2 separate regions of the Homo sapiens genome follow, and region 2 is linked to region 1. Evidence: chromatin loops called from intact Hi-C (ENCODE). Cell type or tissue: dorsolateral prefrontal cortex. All regions are shown on one strand. Each heading gives the region's core, and the rest is flanking DNA. Links, peaks and the distances in the headings are about the cores only.

What was found. Peaks named below come from ENCODE experiments on the same cell type or tissue, not always from the same donor. Only the 100,000 strongest peaks of a DNase experiment are listed, where the experiment ranks them.
Region 2: it touches region 1 in a loop (9-fold over the local background); 4 of 110 quality-filtered maps call a loop at or near these places.

The regions. Positions count from the first base shown.
Region 1 is chr21:41,690,233-41,693,147 of GRCh38, reverse strand. All of the region lies in intron 2 of LINC00111 (long intergenic non-protein coding RNA 111), which reads right to left. Among named protein-coding and RNA genes, the nearest start is that of LINC00111, 12 kb to the right of the region's middle. In dorsolateral prefrontal cortex, for the core only: no CTCF peak of the experiment used is centred there; a DNase peak (open chromatin) is centred at 1,723; H3K27ac peaks cover 972 bases.
Region 2 is chr21:41,615,897-41,618,811 of GRCh38, reverse strand. No RefSeq gene overlaps it. Among named protein-coding and RNA genes, the nearest start is that of PCSEAT, 37 kb to the right of the region's middle. In dorsolateral prefrontal cortex, for the core only: no CTCF peak of the experiment used is centred there; no DNase peak of the experiment used is centred there; H3K27ac peaks cover 1,093 bases.

The DNA of each region.
Region 1 (2,915 bases), core at 284-2,783:
CTCTGCTCACTGCAGCTTCCGCCTCCTGGGTTCAAGCGATTCTCCTGCCTCAGCCTCCTGAGTAGCTGGGATTACAGATGCACACTGCCACGACTGGCTAAGTTTTATATTTTTAGTGGAGACTGGGTTTCGCCATGTTGGCTAGGCTGGCCTCGAACTCCTGACCTCAGGTGATTCTTCTGCCTTGGCCTCTCAAAGTGCTGGGATTACAGGTGTGAGCCACCGCACCCGGCCCCGGCTACTTCTTTTGTTGGCTCCCGTAGGCACATAAAATAAACCCGTTTCTCCTGTTTATCCGTCTTTTGTCCATGTAATTTGCAGCCCTCAGTTACTGAACCTAAGACGGTAAAGTAGTTGTTTCCTTCCCTACAAAGACAATGGAGAGACTCACAGTCTTTGCAGCAATCAGGCCAGAATGGTCAGGAGTTGGTTGATGACTGCCAGCTTTTCTAATTTTTGTTCCTACTTCTAATTTAGAGCCAACCAGAGAAAGTCAAATATGCGCCCCTAGCCAATCCCCTAGGATGTCCACTTCCACGAGCCTTCCCAGCTCCCTTTTGAAGACGGCCTCATCGGGGCACCCCTGGAGCCTGTCGTCCACCACCAAGCTCCCCACTGCCTGCCCTGAGTCTCTGCCAAACGCAGCTGGTGGAAGCGGCCCCCTCGCTAGAGCCTGCTCAGAATACACAGCCTGCGCTTGGTCTCAGGTGGGTGGTCTTCATTTGTTTCCACAGTGGGGCCGACAGTTGTTTCATACATGTCAGGTGCTTGACAGGAACTGCTGTCCTGCTTCGGAGCAAGGGGACTTAGCGAGAGGCCCCTCCACCCTGTGCCAGAGTCTCACATGCCTGCCAAACTGGAGAAGGTTTGGCTTTGGCAGACGTAAATATCGTAGGTGGTTTTCCATCTGCAGCTGCTCAGCAGAGAAACAATTTGGAGAAGGAACAAGAAAATGCTGCATTTAGGAGTTGAAAGAAGCAGCAACTTGGCAACAAGGTACAGAGCAGCTTTCTTAAGCGTGGTGCTGGATTCGGAGCTGGGTTTATATCCCAGTGGTACCTGTCTCTGACTTTTGCTAGGTACTTACTTCCCTGTCCCTAAAGTGGGCCTGGCATTAGTGCCTACGTCATAGGACCCATGTGGAACTCAGAGGAGAACGCAGGCCGACTTGGTGAGGAGGTCTAAGTAAACACAAGCGTCATTTTTCACCATTCCTGCATCCTAGGGACAGTCCCTCATCCATCCTCTTCTTCAGGTAAGGTCATGGCTGCAGGCAAGGGCTGAGCCTGGGAAAGGCATTTCCAAAGCCGCCTCCAAAAGCAAAGTGGGTGCTGATGAGTGAGAATCAATAGCACTCATCCTCCCACTCCTGCAGGAAGGAAGGAAGCTGCCACCTCTCGCCTGGGGGCAGAGATAAGGGAGGACTTGGAAGAGAGTCCTCAGAAAGCTAGAGACACTGGAATGGAGGCTGGGCTCTGCCTGGGGGAGCTGGAAGGACCTGGGGTTGGAGGTCCCTGTGGATGAGAGGAACTCCTGCTGATTTCGCAGCCTGGAAGGCTGAAGTCTAGATACGCTTGTGCTTGTGGCTTTGAGGGTGCAGAACTCTGTATCTCACTCTCTGTGCAAGGAGGGGATGATCGCTGCTCTGCCTCCTTCTAAAGAGCTGGTGATTGTGGAGTGATGGAAAACCTGGTGTGAATGTTTCTGTTGAAGAGCTGGCAGGGTCCTTTGCTTTCCAGGATGTGGGCAAGGCCATCTGGAGAGTGAAGGCGGTGGAAGACTCCCTGATGCCAGGTTCTGAGGGCTTGCATAGGCTCTGCCTCCTTCTCCTTTCCCTTGATTGGAGCAAAACTCTTTTTGGAGATGCATCTGTTTAGCCCCAGCCAGGCACCCTCCACCTATTATCTGAATTTTAGTCATGCCAGGAAGCCACCAAGGCAAGTCCTGCTAGCACCACATCCCAGGTGAGGGGTGCAGGTGCCCTGTTCAGCAAGGAGGCTTCAAACCTGGATTGAGGGGATCCCAGGGCTTCCCTGTCAACCCACCCTTGCACACGGATCAAACTTTATCTCAACGAGGCCCCTGTGAAAACTCAGATGTTCAGAATATGACCACAGTATTCATTTCCTGGGGCTGCTGTAGAAAATTACCACCAACTCAATAGCTTCGAACAAAACAAACTGAAATGATGTTGGGAAAACTGGATATCTACATGTGGAAGAATGAAATTGGACCCTTATCTCATACATATACAAAAATCAACTCAAAACGAATGAAAGACTTATATGTAGGACCTGAAACTTTCAAACTGCTAGAAGAAAACATAGGGGGCAAAGCTCTATGACATTGGTCTAAGCAATGATGATTTTGGATATGACACCAAAAGCACAGGCAACAAAAGTAAAATCATAGACACATGGGATCACATCAAACCCAAAAGCTTCTGCACAGCAAAGGAAACAGGCAACAGAGTGGAGGGACACCCTATGGAATGGGAGGAGATATTTGCAAGCCACACACTTGATAAGGGGTTAATTGCCAAAATATATAAGGAATTCAAACAACTCAATATCAAGAAAACAACCCAATTAAGAAATAAGTAATGGACCTGAATAGATATTTCTCAAAAGAAGACATCCAAAAGGCCAATGAGTATATGAAAAAATGCTTAATATCCCCAACCATCTAGGAAATGTAAGTCAAAACCACAATGAGATATCACTTCACACCTAATTATCAAAAAGATGAAAGAAAACAAGTGCCGGTGAGGATGTGGACTATCCTCTATGCACACTATTGGTGGGAATGTGGATCAGTGCAGCCATGACTGTTGGTGGGAACGTGGATCAGTGCAGCCATGACTGTTGGTGGGAACGTGGATCAGTGCAGCCATGACTGTTGGTGGGAACGTGGAT
Region 2 (2,915 bases), core at 290-2,789, 74 kb after region 1:
GACTGTCTTCCAGGTTTTCAGACGGCCGCCTTCTCACAGGTTCTCACAAGGCCTTTTCTGGGGCATTTGCGGAGACAGATAGATAGATAGATAGATACACAGAGACAGATTGATCGATCGACCTTTCTCTTCTTATAAGGGCACTAATCCCATTATGAGGGTCCTACTCTCTTGACCTCATCTAAACCTAACCACCCCCAAAGGCCCTATCTGCAAGTACCATCACATTGGGGGTTAGGGATTCAACATACAAATTAAGGAGGGATATGAACATTCGTAGAGGCCCTAACACAGCCCTCAGCCCTCCATCCGTGTCCTGAGCACGCTCCTTAGTCCTATATGCATCAGCAAATGAGTCATACTTTTAGGTCTTTATTGGCAAAGTTTTTAACACTTTTTTGGAAACAGGTTAATCTCATGGTGTTGTCTTTTTTTTTTTTTTTTTTTTTGAGACAGTCACTCTGTTCCCCATGCTGAGTACAGTGGTGCAATCTCGTCTCACTGCAACCTCCACCGTCTTGGTTCAAGCGATTCTCCTGCCTCAGCCTCTTGAATAGTTGGGATTACAGATGTGTACCACCACCATGCCAGGCTAATTTTTGTATTTTTAATAGAGACGAGGTTTTGCCATGTTGGCCAGGCTGATCTTGAACTCCCGACCTCAGGTGATCCACCCGCCTTGGCCTCCCAAAATGCTGGGATTACAGGCGTGGGCCACCGCGCCCGGCTCATGGTGCTGTCTTGAGTGCTTTCATTCTGTGTTTACACTGTGTGTGTGTGTGTGTGTGTGTGTGTCTGCGCATGTGCTTGAGTGTGTGTTACATACATGATTGGACCCGTTGGGTGAACTTCTTCAGTGGTCGGACACCGTGCAACCTCATTACTCTGCTTTCACTGGATCAACACTGGAAAACACACACTGGGTAGCCATGATCATGTTGGCATCTGGTCCAAATGAATCAATGAAGGCTGTGTAGCCTACCACATCAAACAAGCCCTGGTCACCCTGACATGACGCTTGGGGAAAGCAGACCCCACAGTCTTGCCCTGCACTGCAGCAGGGGGAACCACTCTCCTACAGGGACAGGCGACATATGTAAATTCTGCCTCTCTTCCTAGAAACCACGGCAACTCATTAACAATAAGGCTAGTGAAAAAAAATACAGTGTAGATTTTCTTACTACAAGTTAATTTTTATTATATTTTTGAGTGGACTCATATTCTCGGGATCATCAAAGTAATAGATTAGAGGATAAACTGAGCTCTTTGTTAAAAAAGAGAAATAATAACAACCATCACTCAAAAGAGGGTCATTATTCTCAAAATCAAAAGGACTAAATCTATAAGTAAAATATAGAACACAAATATGGGTATTTTAAAAATGTGAACCCAGCATTGGTGACTCAGTTTTAACAAAATAGCATAATCCATCAAATTAAGCTTACATTGTTAATTTGAAATGTATTGGTGTTGTATTCTAATTTCATTGATAAATCTCTTTGATTTTTATTTACATAAGACCTATCATGGCTGGGTAATGTGCCACACACCTGTGGTCCCAGCTACTCAGGAGGCTGAGATGGGAGGCTTACTTGAGCCCAGGTGATTGAGGTTGTAATGAGCTGTGATCACACCACTGCACTCCAGCCTGGGCAACAAGCAAGACTGTCTCTAAAAAGAAAAGAAAAGAAAAGAAACAACAAAACAACAAAAAACTAAAAGAGCTATCAACGTAATATATTTGTAAGTCCTCTAGTGTTGCCACACATACAAGTAGCAGTAAAATAAAAATACTTTAACAAAAACTTAGGAGTCCACAGGATTTTTTTAAAAAGAGGATCTCTAAATGTAAGCTTGGGAAATGCTGGTTTAAGGCAGACTAAGCTGAAGGTTACACATCTCAGGCTTAGTCTGACTTGGAGAGGTGGGAAGTTTGTTGGAACTGGTGAGAGATCCCAGGAGCTGTGAGAATTCCCGCTCGCAGCTTTGACTGTAGCTCTGAACAACTTACTTCATTCACAGGATGGAGCCCAGGTGTATTAGGCAGTGAGTGGAGGAATCTAGTCTTCAGACGAGGGGCAGACCAGAGCTAGATTAGGGGCTCTTGGAATTATCCTCTTAGACCACTGAAGTGTAGGAAGGGAAGCCAAGGCACGTGGCCAGACCATGGCATTGGAGTGGGAGATGTCAGAGGGGACAGGGCTGTGACTCAGGAGTCATTCAGGCCCCACATCTGACCCCGTGGTCCCAGGAGGTCTGCCTGCTGACTGGGAGACCACTGCCCTGCCCAAGCGCTTTCTACCTTGGTCCTGAGGGCTCTGTCCTGGGGATGCTGCCAGAATCACAGGAGACTCTGTCCCGGAGGGCTGGGAAGGCAGCTGGCAACTGAACAGCCCATTGGCCATCCTGCCTGGCTGGACATGTGGGTTGTCTTTCATTTGTTATGACTAAGAATAGCACATTACCTCTTAAAAACTTTCCAGGCCTAGAAAATCTTCCCCACTCATTGGGGAGCAGGATGCTGGGCTCCTGATTAAATGCTTATCCTGGCACTTGAGCAGATTTGAATCTCTTTTTAAGGAATCTTTGGCCTTTCCCACAGGCAAGCTGCCCACAGCATGGGGAAGAGCGGCCGGTGCTCGCGTGAGGACGTCTCCAGCTCATCTGCTCCTGTATCTGAGAGCTGATGGCTGCTTTTGCATCTGCTTACTGGAACATTTTGCTTCCTTTATAATCAGCAACACAGAATATGGAATTGGCATCATTCTTGGGCTACATGGACTGATTTCTAGTTCCTGCCAAAAATATGTTTGAAACATCACTGAACAGACATTGTCTAAAAGTCTTGCTATCCATTTTTATTTTCCCAGTTTCATGTTGCTTCAAGTTAAAAATCATGAGAAAGCAGCAAACTG